3 separate regions of the Mus musculus genome follow, and all the other regions are linked to region 1. The links are chromatin contacts, found by Hi-C or POLR2A ChIA-PET in ENCODE. All regions are on one chromosome and are shown on one strand. The core of a region is the stretch at or near the end of the contact, and the rest is flanking DNA. Distances in the headings are between cores, read along the strand shown.

What was found. A loop is a pair of places that touch in the nucleus more often than their neighbours do. ChIA-PET counts read pairs that join two places held with the same protein, here RNA polymerase II (POLR2A).
Region 2: a map of heart shows a loop between it and region 1 (4-fold over the local background). The contact joins the promoter of Zfp52 here to the promoter of Zfp53 in region 1. A Hi-C loop is called at or near these places in 5 of 37 maps with a recorded cell type or tissue (T-helper 1 cell, T-helper 17 cell, heart and 1 more). POLR2A ChIA-PET finds 5 or more read pairs at or near these places in 1 of 5 experiments (Patski).
Region 3: a map of left cerebral cortex shows a loop between it and region 1 (6-fold over the local background). The contact joins the promoter of Zfp51 here to the promoter of Zfp53 in region 1. A Hi-C loop is called at or near these places in 10 of 37 maps with a recorded cell type or tissue (gastrocnemius, heart and left cerebral cortex). POLR2A ChIA-PET finds 5 or more read pairs at or near these places in 3 of 5 experiments (Patski and embryonic stem cell).

What each region holds. Positions count from the first base shown.
Region 1 is chr17:21,486,462-21,491,334 of GRCm38, forward strand. It overlaps Zfp53 (zinc finger protein 53), which reads left to right and starts at 2,527. Exons shown (of 5, transcript NM_013843.3): 1 at 2,527-2,804; 2 at 4,765-4,855. The coding sequence starts at 4,795.
Region 2 is chr17:21,533,584-21,538,456 of GRCm38, forward strand. It overlaps Zfp52 (zinc finger protein 52), which reads left to right and starts at 1,956. Exons shown (of 5, transcript NM_144515.2): 1 at 1,956-2,250. 9330136K24Rik (RIKEN cDNA 9330136K24 gene) reads right to left here and starts at 2,295. Exons shown (of 3, transcript NR_131123.1): 1 at 2,240-2,295; 2 at 845-888.
Region 3 is chr17:21,447,370-21,452,242 of GRCm38, forward strand. It overlaps Zfp51 (zinc finger protein 51), which reads left to right and starts at 3,005. Exons shown (of 5, transcript NM_009558.4): 1 at 3,005-3,052.

The DNA.
Region 1 (4,873 bases), core at 1,277-3,776:
CATGTCTTTCCCTTCTGATTTCCCAACCACCTCTTCTTCCTCATTGTCCTCACATTCAGCAGTCATATAATAATGCTAAGCGTAAAGATATAGTATATATGTGCAGACCTGTGTAGGCCCTGTGTCTGCTACTTCAGTCCCTGTGAGTTCACTTGCACTTGCTTATTCAGAGGGTCTTGTTGTCCTGGTGTCCTCTATCTCTCCTGGCTGTTAACACTCTTTCTGCCTCATCCTCTCTACGGTTCCCTGAGCTCTGAGGGGAAGCATTTGATGGAGACCTCCATGTAGACTCTCTCTTCTCCTGATGTCTGACTTTGGGCTTCTGCATCTGTTCCCATCTGCAGTTGTAGACATCTTCTCACATGATGACTGAATAAAGCACTGATCTATTAGTACAGCACAACAGAATTAGTAGTCGATTTTGTTCATACTTCTATTTCTCATTTTACATGACTAGTGTTTGTTTTATCCTAGGTTTCTGGGCTGTCTAGGCTCTGGTCCTTGGTTATGCAGGCAGGTTGGGTATGACTTTCACCTTTTGGAGTGAGCCTTAACTCAAATCAGACATTGGTTGGCTACTTCCATAATTTCTGTTCCACCATTGCCATGCCATCTTGTGGGCAGGACAGATGGTAGGTCACAAGTTTTGTAGCTGCTGCAGTCATACCTTAAAGCTCCATTTCATTATTGCATTTCACATACTTTTTAATTGTGAGGAAAAATTCAAGATATGCAAACAGAAATTTCTCCCTAAATATAGTGACGATCTGATCAGAAAATAGAATTTGGAAAATCATTCCTTAGATTTCTCTATTCTGTCTTTTCTTCATATACTGAGTACAGTACTGTGATAGACGTTTGTGTTCTTTCTAAATATTCTTTCATTAGTCATGGGCTACCTCAGAGAACACATGGATTATTACATTCAAGTTAGATCTGGTCACCTGTCTGAGGCAAATGAGATTGCCCAGAAACATGGAGATGATATAGCCACAACCATGGTGGGCAAGTGAATGAGCAGGACACAACAGGTGTCCTGCCTGTTGTAACTGTTAGAAGACATTGCACCTTATTGTATCTGAATTACAGTGACTTAACACTAGTATAAAACAAAATTTACTTGACTATGCTGATGTCAGATTGGAATTTTTTTTTTTTACAAATATAAACCTAATGTGAGTCCATGAAGTAGCATTGTTCTGTAATTGCCTTCCTTATATGTAGGTATTCATTCATATTACATCCTTCATTTTCTTCTCAGTGGAGGATACACTGATACCCTTCTGGTAAATGATCTCAGGAGTCATTGTAGAGAGTTGACTTGAGAATAACTGTAAAAGGAAAGTTAAGAAACACAACAGTGTGTGGAACTCAGACAATGGAGGAAAGAAATAAGCAATAGCTGTCCACTGCAGACCTGCCTCAAATCATCTAGAAACTCTGACATCTGGCAGAATATTTGCTTTACATCAATAACTTTTGAAGAATCTAGTGATTCTATCTCTCTCTCTCTCTCTCTCTCTCTCTCTCTTTTTCCCCCCACCCCCCGGAAAGAAAGAAAAGGCCTTTGATGTTTTAAATGGAGCCTTTAATATTACAAAGTCTGGGTCATCAAAACAGTAATCTTCATTATGGTACATTAGTTTACCCAAGTATTGTGAATCTGAGTGCATTAAATTCTTCTTCATCAATTTCTGAGAAAAAATATTTAAAAACAGAAACATGTACTCTGAGTTGCACCCTAAAGCTGATTACTGATTTCTCAATTATTTGTTTCATCTTGGTTTTTCTGAAAATCCATGCAATTATAGTATAAGAAAATGTTAACTCCCCAGAGGTCTACTTACAAATCACAACTGTGTAAGTAATGGAAACATAAAGTTAAGAAACTTGCAAAAGCTTTTAATGAAGTTTAAATCTTAAAACACCGCAATTTATATTAAACTAAAATTATGCAAAGGTAACTGGGGACCACTGATGTGGTTCATAGACATCATAGGCGGGTAGGACTTTTCAATGGCTTCTTCCTTTAAGCTGTTTATCAGGTAGGATTTTTCTTTATTTTAAAACGAAGACTATGTTCCACGTTCCTGAAAAGTCTCTCCCCAAATCAAAATTGCAGTATATGGTTTTGAGTTCTCACGTTTGCATTTTAATAGATGGCATTCTGGCATCTGAATTTAGCCTGTTTTGCTCTTTGGTATATATTATATGGCCCAGAGGCTCATAGTCCAATGGGGGTGTTAGGATGCCTATTTTGTATCTGACGGGTTCAGAACTCACTATGGGGGTCAGATACCGGGATGCTGCGTCATATCAGATCCAGTTCTGGTCCAGGCTCGCAACAAGCAGGTGGGAAGACCGTGCAGATCAAGGCCAGGTCAGCCTTACAGCTGGATCTGTGGGAGGAAGCCTGAGACCGAGTGGGAGGGACTGATTTCCGTGGGGCGGAGCCACTCACCCGGAAGCAGAGGATGGGAGGATGTTACACATTGGCTGGGTGTAGAGGAAGGGTGTGGAGTGGGCGAGTTTAGAGGAGTGACCAGCAGGGATACTGAGATGCAATGTGTGTGAGCCTAAGGAATTGAGGCTAAATAGTCAGAGCCTAAAGTGTTAAGAACGCGTTTCCGGCCTAGGGTCTGCACTGTGTGGAGTCGCGTGGTGCAGACTTGCCTGCAGAGCACACGGCCGGGGTCTCGCGGGACCCGTGAACCCCCAAAGCTACAGGTGCCAGGCGGGGCGTCCTGGGAGAGTCAGCAGCGCCGCGGCGGGAACAGCAGCCTGGCGGCCCTGGAACCTTCCAGGTCAGAGGAGCTGCGGGGCTGCAGAACGGGCGGGAGTGGAGCAGAGCATGATCAATGTCTCCGCAACTCATAAAGATGACAGCTCTCAAAACTGTGCTGTTGGATGTCTTACCCTCGTCGATACATTTTTCAATAATATTGACTGAATAGTGCTATTTTTAATTGATCTTCTACCCTCCACATATTCTCCTACGAATAACCTAGTAGAACATTTAAATTTATCGGTTGATATTTGCAAACGCGGTTCTCTTTGCTATGGTGGAAAGGACAAAGCTCTTGAGATTTTCGATTATCCATACTAACTTCCGTGTGCTACCACTTCCTTATTCAAGAGAGTGGCATATGGACCTAGGGACTATGATTCCATGAAAGCTTCTAGATATTAGTCATGAAAGGAACACCTGCAAATTTAATTAAGAGTACAATTTGTTGTGAGTTCCACAGGTATGGATGTAAACATTAACTTTTAAAAGTCAACGTTTTATCCACCATTAATTTTTCATCTAAAACTCTGTGTATTCACTCTGTGATGTAAATATAGCGTTGTGAAAAGGGTGCCGCCAGGCTTGGTGACACTCATCTTTTATCTCAGCAGTCAGGAGACAAAGACAGATGGATCTCACTGAGTTTGTAGGCCAACCTGATCTACATCGTGAGTTCCAGGACTACCACAGCTACATTGTGAGACCCTGTCTCCAAAAACTTAAATATAAATACAACAACAAGACAAACAAGGGGAAGGAAGAAGGAAGGATGGATAAGAGGGAGGGAAGGAGAGAAAAAAAGTAAGGAAGGCAGGCAAGTCAGACAAAAAAAATTTTTTTTTGTCTTCTTCTGAGTTCTTAATGTTGCAAATTAGAGCCTGGAAAATCACAGTATGCTGTTTGAGGGAATCAGGCTACAGGGTTTTCACAGTTAGACAGCATTTGGTGGTGGTACACACCTATATTCCCAACACTCCAGAGGCAGAGGCAGGTGGAGTTCTTTGCCAGCCTGGTCTACAGAATGAGTTTAAGGAAACCCAAGGCTGCACAGAGAAACCCAGTTTTGCAGCAAAAAGAAAGAGACAGAGAGAATGAAACAAAATTAAAAGGCATTAATTATAGTATATGACAATATTAGAAATAATCTTGTGAATAATTATAACTCATCTACATCAGAAAATATCTGCAATCTTGTTTTGTTAATGGTTCAAGAAAAGCATTCTGCCCATGGACACATGACTAAACTGTTATGGAAAAGTCACCATTGTAGACCAGGCTGGACTGGAATTCATAGATTTCTACCCACCTCTATTTCCTCAGTGCTCACATTAAAGTTGTGCACCAGCAGGAATGTTCAAACTGTTATCTTTTATTTTGTGGTCTGTTGACAATCAGTGGTGTGACTCTGGACTTCTCCCAGGAGGAGGGGCAATGCCTGGTCTCTGCTCAGAGGGCTCTGTACAGACTGCATGTTGCAGAATTGGAACTCTGATTTCTGTGGGTGAAAATAGTTTTCTTGCTGTCTCCCTTGCTCCTCCTTTGGGTTCTTGGCAAATTAGACTGCAAGTATGTGAGATTTCTGTGGATGAGTCTCACATTCTACTGAGTAAGGTGAAATCCTCACAGGAACAAAGACCGATTTCAGGAAATGCTTTCTCTTCTTTGGGGTGTTCCTTTGTGAGTATAAGGCTTCCATAATTTTTAATCCAGGATAAATTTAGAACCTCACTAGTATATAATATTCTCATCCCAGTCATTCAGGTCCATTTCTGCCTCTGAGATTAAACTGGGCTGTGATTGGACGTGTGGTTCAAGTTGTGGTAACTGAAAATATTTTTTTGAATATTTTCAGTACTCCAACACTATGTGACAGTGGGAAGGGTTCACTGTAGAATCCTCAATTTCGTTTCTCTTAACCTACTGAGCACATGTTAGAAATCCAGGTGCTTTCTGAGGAATCTCTTTCTCATGTGCAGGGCTCACTGATCACCCAGACCAGCTCACCTATGGAGCAGAACAAAGAGACCTGGAAGATGGAGAGACAGGAGGCAGTAGCTAAGGATCCAGGTATGTTGGAGGATTGGT
Region 2 (4,873 bases), core at 706-3,205, 47 kb after region 1:
TATCTGATACTAAGCCAGATAATGAATAAACCTGACATGTTGGAGCATGCCTTTAATCCTAGCATTCCAGAGTCAGGAACTGCTGATCTCAGTGAATTCAAGGCCATCTTGGCCCTCAAAACTGAAAAAAAAAAAAAAAAAAAAAATCCATCAGATACTGTTAGAACTAAGAAGAAATTACACACTGATTTTTTTTTAATTGATCTAGGTATGTTATCACGGGCCTTTAAGCACAGGTTCACACAGAGAAACCTTGTCTACCATGAATGAATGCCCCGATTTTTTTATTATTAGTTATTTCACACATACACACACACAAAGATAAAATGCATGTATATCACAGCATTGTGTGTTTCTGTGCCCACTTCAAATACTGCCCATTCTCACTCCTACCTCTCTGCTATCCTGGTCCACAGTTCCAACAGTCACTTTGTTCATGTCTATTCATATTGCCTGGCACCCACTAAGATGAACCAGAGCCATTTGTGAGACTGTGGGTTTGAAGCTATGTTCAGGAGCCTGATGTGCTCAGCACAGGATGACAACTAAAGCCAGTGATTCTTCTTCTACAGTCTATCCATTGCCAATGCCTGAGAGGTAAAGCCTTTTCCCTTTCCTAGATTGACCGTGGTCTTGTGTGGGGCCAGTGCAGGCAAGGACAGCTGCTCTTGGTTACTGATTGCAGTAGTTGTATGGAGTCTAGAGAACTCTAGACTTGGAATTCTTAGCCTTTCCCCCTCTCTCCCTTCTTATTTCCTAACCATCTCTTCTTCCTCCATGCTTCTCAGAGCTAGACATTGGATTGTAAAACTGACTTTTCTAGGGTTGGGACCACAAACCTTACTTATTTTCTGCATCTGGGACGTGCAAGATTCTCTGCGTACACCACTGTACTAGAGAGAGAGAGAGAGAGAGAGAGAGAGAGAGAGAGAGAGAGAGAGAGAGAGTTAGTTCTAGGTTTTATCTCAAAGCACTTTTGGAATCATGAAGACAAACTTGTTTCTGCTTTACTAAAATGACATGTCCGCCATCTAGTGGTGAAAGAAGTTCAATGAAGTATGAATTCAGTCCTGACTGTTGAGGTCTGTCCCTGTAACATAGCTGTAGCCATTTTGTTCCATGCCTGCCAGCTATTTCACATTGTTTCTGTAATATGCCAGTTAGTCATTGACACAGAAAAATAATTTGACTCAGAGCAGGGTCGTGTTCCACATACCCTGTTATCTTCTGTGTGTTCTGAAGTTGGTTAATCTTAAGAACTTTGAAAATTATATGCTCCACTTAGGACCAATCAGAATAAAGGTCAGATAGAACTGCTCTGTCTGGCTAGCAAAAATAGCTTGGGTCAGAGAAAACCACAGGTCAGCACTTCCTGCACCTGCATATGAGCGCATTGTGATTTTTTTCATTCTTAAACCAGTCCTGAGAAGTGTTTGTGGTTGTAGCTCAGCCCCCAAATTCTGATCAGTCTTAGGGTATGCATCCAATTATCTGTCCTTGTCTGACTGAGATCAGGGTTTGTGTGGCATGTAGGGCTACTGCTGGACCCCAACACTGACCACTGAGTTCTTGAGACAACCTCCCCCCTCCCCCAAATCCACGTTCCTGAAAAGTCTCTCTCCAAATCAAAATTGAAGTATTTGGTTTTGGTTTCTCATGTTTGTGTTTTGGGGATGGGACTCTGGCATCCGAATTTAGCCTGTTGTTTGGTATGCAGTATGTGGTGGAGAGGATGATAGTGAGATGGGGATCTTAGGTTGTCTGTTTTGCATCTGAAAGATTCAGAATTCACTATGGGGATCAGATATCGGGGTGCAGGGTCCTACCAGATATAGTTCTGGTCTAGACTGGCTGCAAGAGTGTGGGGAGACTGTGCAGAGCAACCTGAAGGGAAGAGCTGTGGCAGAAAGAAGCCTGAGACAGAGTGGGAGGGGCCGGTCTCCGCTGGGCGGGCCCACTCGCCCAGAAATAGAGGATGGAAGATGTGGTACATTGGCTGGGTGTAGAGGAAGGGTGTAGTGTGGGTGGGATTAGAAGACTGAGGCCAGGGAAGCTAGGAAGCAAGGTGTGTTAGCTTGGGAAGTGGGACTAAAAAGTCAAAGTCTGGAGTGTCAAGAATCCGGTACAAGACTGAGCTGGGGTTGGGGTTGAGGGGTAGAGCGGCTGCACAGTGTGGAATCGCGTGGTGGAGACCTGAGTATGGAGGAAACGGCGGGGCTCGCAGAACCGGAAAACTTACCTATACCGCAGGTACCTTTTGAGCATCCTGGGAGAGTCAGCAGTTTAGCAGCTGGCAGAGGCAGCAGCGGGGGATGGGGGAGAGGAAGTGGGAGTGGGGGTGGGGACAAGGGAGGGAGGCGCTCGAACCTTCCAGGTCCGAGGAGCTGAGGCGGGGCTGGGGAATGGGCAGGAGTGGGAGGGGAGCAGAGCGGGATCAATTTCCCCTCTGATCATAAGGATAACGACTCTCAAAATTGTGCTGTGGATGTCAGACCCTCGTCGATAAATTTTCAGTAATATTAACTGGAATAATACTATTTCTTTTTATTGACCTTCTGGCTGATCTAGTAGAATATTTGAATTTATCAGTTAATATTTGAAAACGCAGCTCTCTTTGCTATGACGGAAAGGACAAAGCTATTGAAATTTACAATCATCCATACTAACTTCCGTATTCTACCACTTCTCTATTTAAGAAAGTGGCATGTGGTGGATTCCCCATGAGCTTTTAGTCACGAAAGGAACTCCTGCAAACTTAAATGAATTTGATTGTACTGTTTGTTGTGAGTTTTACTGGTATGGATGTAAAAATTAAGTTTTAAAAGTAAACTGTCTATCTACTATTAATTTTCCATCGGGAACGTATGCAATCTGTGATGCAAATTGTGAAAAGAGTGGCGCCAGGCTTGGTGACACTCACGTTTTATCTCAGCACTCAGGAGCAAAGGCTATATAGTGAGTTCCAGGACAGCCAGAGCTATATGGTGAGACACTGTCTCAAAAAACAAAACAATAAAAATAATTACAAAAAAAAAAAAAAAAAAGAGGAGGAGAGAATAAATAATGAAGGAAGGAAAGAAGAAAGGAAGAAAGCAAACAATCAAGGAAGGAAAGCCAGCTAAGAAAAAGAAAAAAAAATGTGTCTTCTTGTTGAGGTCTGCCCCATCTCAGAATAGCTGTAGCCATTTTGTTCCATGCATGCCAGCTATTTCAGATTGTTGCTGTAACATGCCTGCCAGTCACTGACACAGAAAAATAACTTGACTCAGAGCAAGGTCATGCTGATCACGTATCCTGTTATGTTCTGTTTGAGGTTTGTTAATCTTAAGAATTTCCACAAAGCCTTACGTAGGACCTATCAAATTAAAGGTCAACATGAACTGTTAGTCTAAAATGGCTTGAGTCAGAGCAGAGCCCTTCCTGCACCTGAATGTGATCTCATTGTGCTTTCTGTTCTTTGGGTTTTTTTCCTCCTTTTATAAGCTTACAGGAAAAGATATTTGTGTAGTTGCTCAGCCCCTGAAGTCTACTACCTGACTTATGAGTCTTAGGTTGTGCCTTCAAAAAACCATCAAGGATCAGATGGCTTACAGAGATCAGGATTTGTTTGTGTGGTTTGTTGGGCAACTCTTGGACCCCAACACTTTTGCTGAGTTTTTTTTTTTTTTAATATTTTTTTATTCTATATATGTGAGTACACTGTTGCAGGCTTCAGACACACCAGAAGAGGCCATTGGATTCCCATTACAGATGGTTGTGAGCCACCATGTGGTTGCTGGAAATTGAACTCAGGACCTCTGGAAGAGCAGTCAGTGCTCTTAACTGCTGAGCCATCTCTCCAACCCCTCTGCTGAATTCTTAATGTTGTAAATTAGAGTCTGGAAATCAGAGTATTCTCTTTGAGGGAATCCGGTCACAGTATTTTCACAGCTAGACAGGGCATTTTATAAACCAGTTTGTGGTGGCATATACCTTTAATCCTAGCACTCCTGAGGCAGAGGCAGGTAGATCTTGGAATTCTTTGCCAGCCTGGTCTACACAGTGAGTTTAAGGATAGCCAGGGCTACACAGAGAAACTCTGTTTGGGGGGAAGGGGGATAAAGAGACAAAAACAAAGTTAAGAGGTATTATAATATAGGATAATATTAGAAACAATCTTGTGAATAATTATGATCATCTACATCAGAAAAAAAAATCTCTGCAATCCTCTTGTTTTTCTTGGTTCAAAAAAAAAAAATTCTGCCCATGGATACATGACCAAATTGCTATGTAGAAGTCATCATATAGACCAGGCTGGACTGGAATTCACAGATTTCCACCCACCTCTATCTCCTCAGTGCTCACATTAAAGTTGTGCACCAGCAGGAATGTTCAAACCATTGTCTTTTATTTTATGGTCTGTTGACAATCAGTGGTGTGACTGTGGACTTCTCCCAGGAGGAGGGGCAATGCCTGGTCTCTGCTCAGAGGGCTCTGTACAGACTGCATGTTGCAGAATTGGAACTCTCTGATTTCTGTGGGTGAAAATAGTTTTCTTGCTATCTCCCTTGCTCCTCCTTAGGGTTCTTGGCAAATTAGACTGCAGGTATGTGAGATTTGTGTGGATGAGTCTCACATTCTACAGAGAAAGGTGAAATCCTCACAGGAACAAAGACAGATTTCAGGAAATTCTTTCTCTTCTCTGTGTGAGTTCCTTTGTAAGTAAAAGGCTTCCATCATTTTTAGTCCATGAGAAGTTCATCACTGATGTATTGTATTCTCATTCCAATCATTCAGCTCCATTTCTGCACCTGAGAGTTGATTGAGCTGTGAATGGAAGTGTGGTTCAAGTTATGCTAACTGAAAATGCTTCTAAATGTTTTCAGTATTATGA
Region 3 (4,873 bases), core at 1,755-4,254, 39 kb before region 1:
CACTGTGTAACTTTAGCTGACCTGAAACACAGTAGACCAGGCTGGCTTTGAACTCACAGAGATCTGTCAGACTCTGCCTCCTCAGGGAGGAGTTAAAGTTGTGTGCCACCACCGATCATCTTGTAATGTCCTCACCATTACCCAAGGTAAAGGCTCAACATTTAAAATATGAGTAACAATAGGATCTTACGTCTACTGATAATAAAGACTTCTATTACACTAAACTGGAAAATCTAATTGAAATAGGTGAGATTCCAGGACATATAACATATCGAATGTAAACAACATGAAATAAATAATATTAACAAGACTACATATAGCAATGTGACTACACATAGCAATTAGAAAATTCCACCTTTTAAACAAATTATTTTATTTATTCACATTCCAGACATTACTCCCCCGCCCCTGCTCCGTGGTCTCCCCTCCCACAGTTCTTTATCCCACTTCTCCTCCAACTTGCCTCTGAGAGGGTCCTCCCCCCAATCAGACCTCCCCTTTCCCTGGGGCCTCACTAGGCACATCTATCACTGAGGCCAGACCAGGCAATCCTTTGCTATATATGTGCTGGAAGCCTCAGACCAGCCCATATATGCCGCCTGGTTGGTGGCTAATCTCTGGGAGCTCCCTTTGGTCCAGGTTAGTTGAGACTTCTGGTCTTCCTATGGGTTTGCCCTCCCCAACTGCTTCTTCAATCCTTCCTCTAATCCAACTATAGGGTCCCCTCCCCCCAACTTCAGTCCAATGGTCAGGTGTAAGCTATCCTGTGTCTGTCTCAATCAGCTACTAGTAGAGCCTCTCAGAGGAGAGCCATGCTAGGCTTCGGTCTTCTCCATTTTTGCCCCTGCATTCCTTTTAAATAGGAACAGTTCTTGGTCAAAAATTTTTACTGAAGGTCAGCAAGCCTGTCCCTCCACCTCTATCTACTGGAGGTAGTTCCCCCTACCCACTGTTGGGCATAAAATGCCATCTTTGAAACAACCCCACAACAAGATTGACAGGATTTTATTTCAAAAAACCAATTTCAAAGTGACTTAACAGCTACCACTTATTGATACAAAAGAGAAAAACTTCCTGACTCTTAACTATTACCTGATACTAACCCAGATTCTGAGCCAGTCTTGGTGGACCATCCCATTAATCCTAGCATTTCAGAGGCAGAGTAGGCTGACCTTAGTGAGTTCAAGGACAGCCTGGCTCTGAAAAGCAAAAACAAAATAAAAAACAAAAACAATCAAACAATTTAACAAATAGAAGTCCTCCACCCGATACTGATACAATTAAAAAGAAATTATAGACTGATGTAATTTAAAAACAACTTTGAGGGGCTCAGGAGATGGCTCAGAGGTTAAGAGCACTGTGTAGCCTTCCAGAGATCCTGAGTTCAATTCCCAACAATCACATCATGACTCACAACCATCTGTAATGGGATCCAATGCCCTCTCCTGGTATGCAGGTGTACATGTAGATAGAGCACTCATGTAAAAGAAATAAATATGTTTCTTTTAAAAAAATGTTTTTTGAACTGGGCATGGTAGCACACTTCATTAATAATTGTGTTACACAAAGAAAACCTTTCTCAAATGAATGAGTGAGTGAATGAATGACCTCCCCCAAGTTTTCTATTATTAGCTATTTCACACTTGCATATTGCATTTGTATGTCCACATCAAGTATTGCCCAATATTTTGGTATACTTTTGATATAAAGTACATATTCCACTCCTAAAACTCTGCTCTTCTGATTTACAATTCCAACAAACCTCTCGATTGTGTTCATCTCTATTCATATTGCCAGGGACCCAGTAAGATAGGAGCTATGTGTTGGAGCCTGATGTGCTCAGCACAAGATGACAACTAAAGGTAGTGATTATTCTCCTACAATCTATCCATAGCCAACCTCTGGGAGGTAAAGTGAGCTGTTCCAGTTCCTAGAATGACTGTGGTCTTGTGTGAGGCCAGTGAACATAAAGACAGCTGCTGTTGGTTACTGATTACAATAATTGTATGGAGTCTAGAGAATAGTGTGTCTTAGCCCATCCTCTCCTCTTTTCCTTCTTATATCCTAACCACCTCTTCTTTGGTGTTCACCAAGCTAGATGAACTAACTAGTAACTGACTATATTAAGACTAGAACCATATACCTTATTTTTTGCATCTGTGCAAGTTAAGGTCTCTGCATTCAACACTCCAGAAAAAAGGGAGGGAGGGAGGGAGGGAGGAAGAGAGAAAGAGATAAATAGATAAATAAATAAATAAATAAATAGAGGGGTGGAAGGAAGGGAGGAGAGAAGGAAGGAAGGAAGGAAGGAAGGAAGGAAGGAAGAAAGAAAGAAAGAAAGAAAGAAAGAAAGAAAGAAAGAAAGAAAGAAAGAAAGAAAGAAAGAAAGAAAGAAAGAAAGAATTGGTTTTTCTCACTTTAAGCATAAATCACAAGACTAACTCCTTTCTGAGTTAGTAAAATGACAGACCGCCATCTAGTGGTAACATCAGTACAGCACAGGATGAATTCGGCCCTGGGCGGATAGCAAAGAGCCACTGAATTCTTGAGACACCTATTTCTTTTCAAATTCCAAGTTCTTTAAAAGTCTCTCCCAAGTCAAAATTTTAGGATTTGCTTTTGGCTTCTCATGTTTGTGTTTTGGGGATGGGACTTGGGCTTCTGAATTTAGCCTGTGTTGTTGTTGTTTGGTACAAAGTATGTATTCCAGCGGCTGGAAGTCCAGGAGGTGTTAGGCTTCCGGTCATTTATCTAAATGGTTCTGAACTCACTATGGGGGTCAGATATCGGGGTGCAAAGTCCTACCAGATCCACTTCTGGTCTAGCTAGCAGCAAGCATGAGGGGAGGCTGGGCGAGCTGACAGCTGGGCCTGTGTGGAAGGCAGCCAGAGACAAAGTGGGAGGGACGGGTCTCCGCGGGGCAGGGCCACTCACCCGGAAACGGAGGGTGCAAGCACATTGGACGTTACCAGGAAGTGTAGAAAAGTGTTGAGTGGGAGGAGTTAGAGGAGTGACGTGAGCGGAAGCTGGGAAACTAGGTGAGTGAAGCCAGGTAAGTTGAGAACCAAAGCCAAAAGTGTTAACGACCTGTTCACGTCCAGAGCTCACGGCCCTGCACCGTAGGGAATCGCGTAGTGTAGACCTGGGATAGCAGAACGGGGAGGAATTTAGGGGAAGGTAAAACGCCGGCCAGCCGTGTGCCGCGCGGGGCATCTTGGGAGAGTCAGCAGCACAGCAGCTGGAACCATAGCTCAGAAACCTCCCAAGTCAAAGGAGCTACGGGGCTGGGAAGGGGCCGGAAGAGAGCAGGGCGTGATCAGTTTTTCTGGTGTTCATAAGTAAGCTGGCTCGATATATTTTAGTGCATATAAACTGAAATAATCCTGATGTGTTTTTCATTGACCAAATGATTGCCAAAATATTCAAAATAGTAGAATAGTAGAATATTTTAGTTTATCTACTGAAGTTTGCAAACCAGTTCTCTTTGTTGAGATAAAGGATAAAGCTCTTTAAATTTACTTACATCCATGCTAACTCCACTGTTATACCCAGGACATACTTGGTGACTTAACATCCCCAGAGAGCTTTTAGCTATTACTCATGAAAGGAATGGCTGGAAATGTAACTGAATCTCAGCGTATATTTGTTGCGAGTTTCGTAGATATAGTTGTAAATATAACTAGAAGTGATTGTCATCACTTCTTCCTCTCCTTCTAGTCTCTCACTCCTCCACTACCTTCCTCCCCCTATCCTACACCTTCCTCTCTTTATCCTCAGAGAAGGGAAAGCCTCCTGTGGATATCCACCCTCCTTGGCATATCAAGATGCAGTGGGATTAGGCACTGCACTGAGGCTATTGAGGCTAGACAAGGCAGCCCAGTTAGGGAAAGGGGATCCAAAGGCAGTCAACAGAGTCAGAGACAGCCTCTGCTCCAGTTGTTAGGGGACCAACATGATAACCAAGTTGCACATCTGCTACAGTTCACAGTTAGAAAGGACATTATAAACCAGTTTTTAATCCTTTAATCCCTGTATCCTATAACCCTTTAATCCTTTAATCACAAGCCTTTAATGCCTACACTTAGGAAACTGAGGCAATTGGATCTGGGAGTTCCTTGCCACCCTGGTACATAAAGGGAGTTTAAGGACAGCTAGAACCACAGAGAAATGTCAGTGGGAAGAGGGAGAAGGAAAAGGAAAAAAGAAATAAAACAGAAAAGGTATTATATTGTATATGATGGTACTATAAATCATCTTTCAAATAATTACTTTAGCTCTTCTATATCAGAAAAAAGACAGCAAAAGTATTTTGTCTCCTTAGTTCTAGAAAACCACTTTGTCCATGAACACAAACTGTTTTTTGGTTTGGTTTGGTTTAGTTTGGCTTAGTTCCTGTGTTTGTTTTGTCTGTGGCTTGAACCCATTGTGTCCCTCTGTCTGGCCCAGAACTCATCCTGTCATGTAGACTAGGCTGGACTGGAAGTCACTGAGTTACACCTGACTCTGTTTCCTGAGTGCTAGCGTTAAAGGTGTGCACCAGGACCACTATTCAAACTGTTGTTTTGTATTTTGTGGTCAGTTCACGGCCACCAGTGTGACTGTGGACTTCTGCCAGAAAGAGGGGCAGTGTCAGCACCATGCTGGGAGTGCTTTGTACAGAGACTGGAGGTTGTAGAATTACAGTATTCTGGTTTGTGTGGGTGAGAATAGTTTGCTTCAGCCGCCTTTCACTGAGAAAAATCTCCTCAGGACTGTACTTTCACTCCTCAGGGTTTTGTGGCAAGTCCTCTGCAAGCATTAGCTCCTTTGGGAGAATAGGACTTCCATCATTTTTAGTCCAGGATAAATTTGGAACCTCACTAGTGTGTAATAT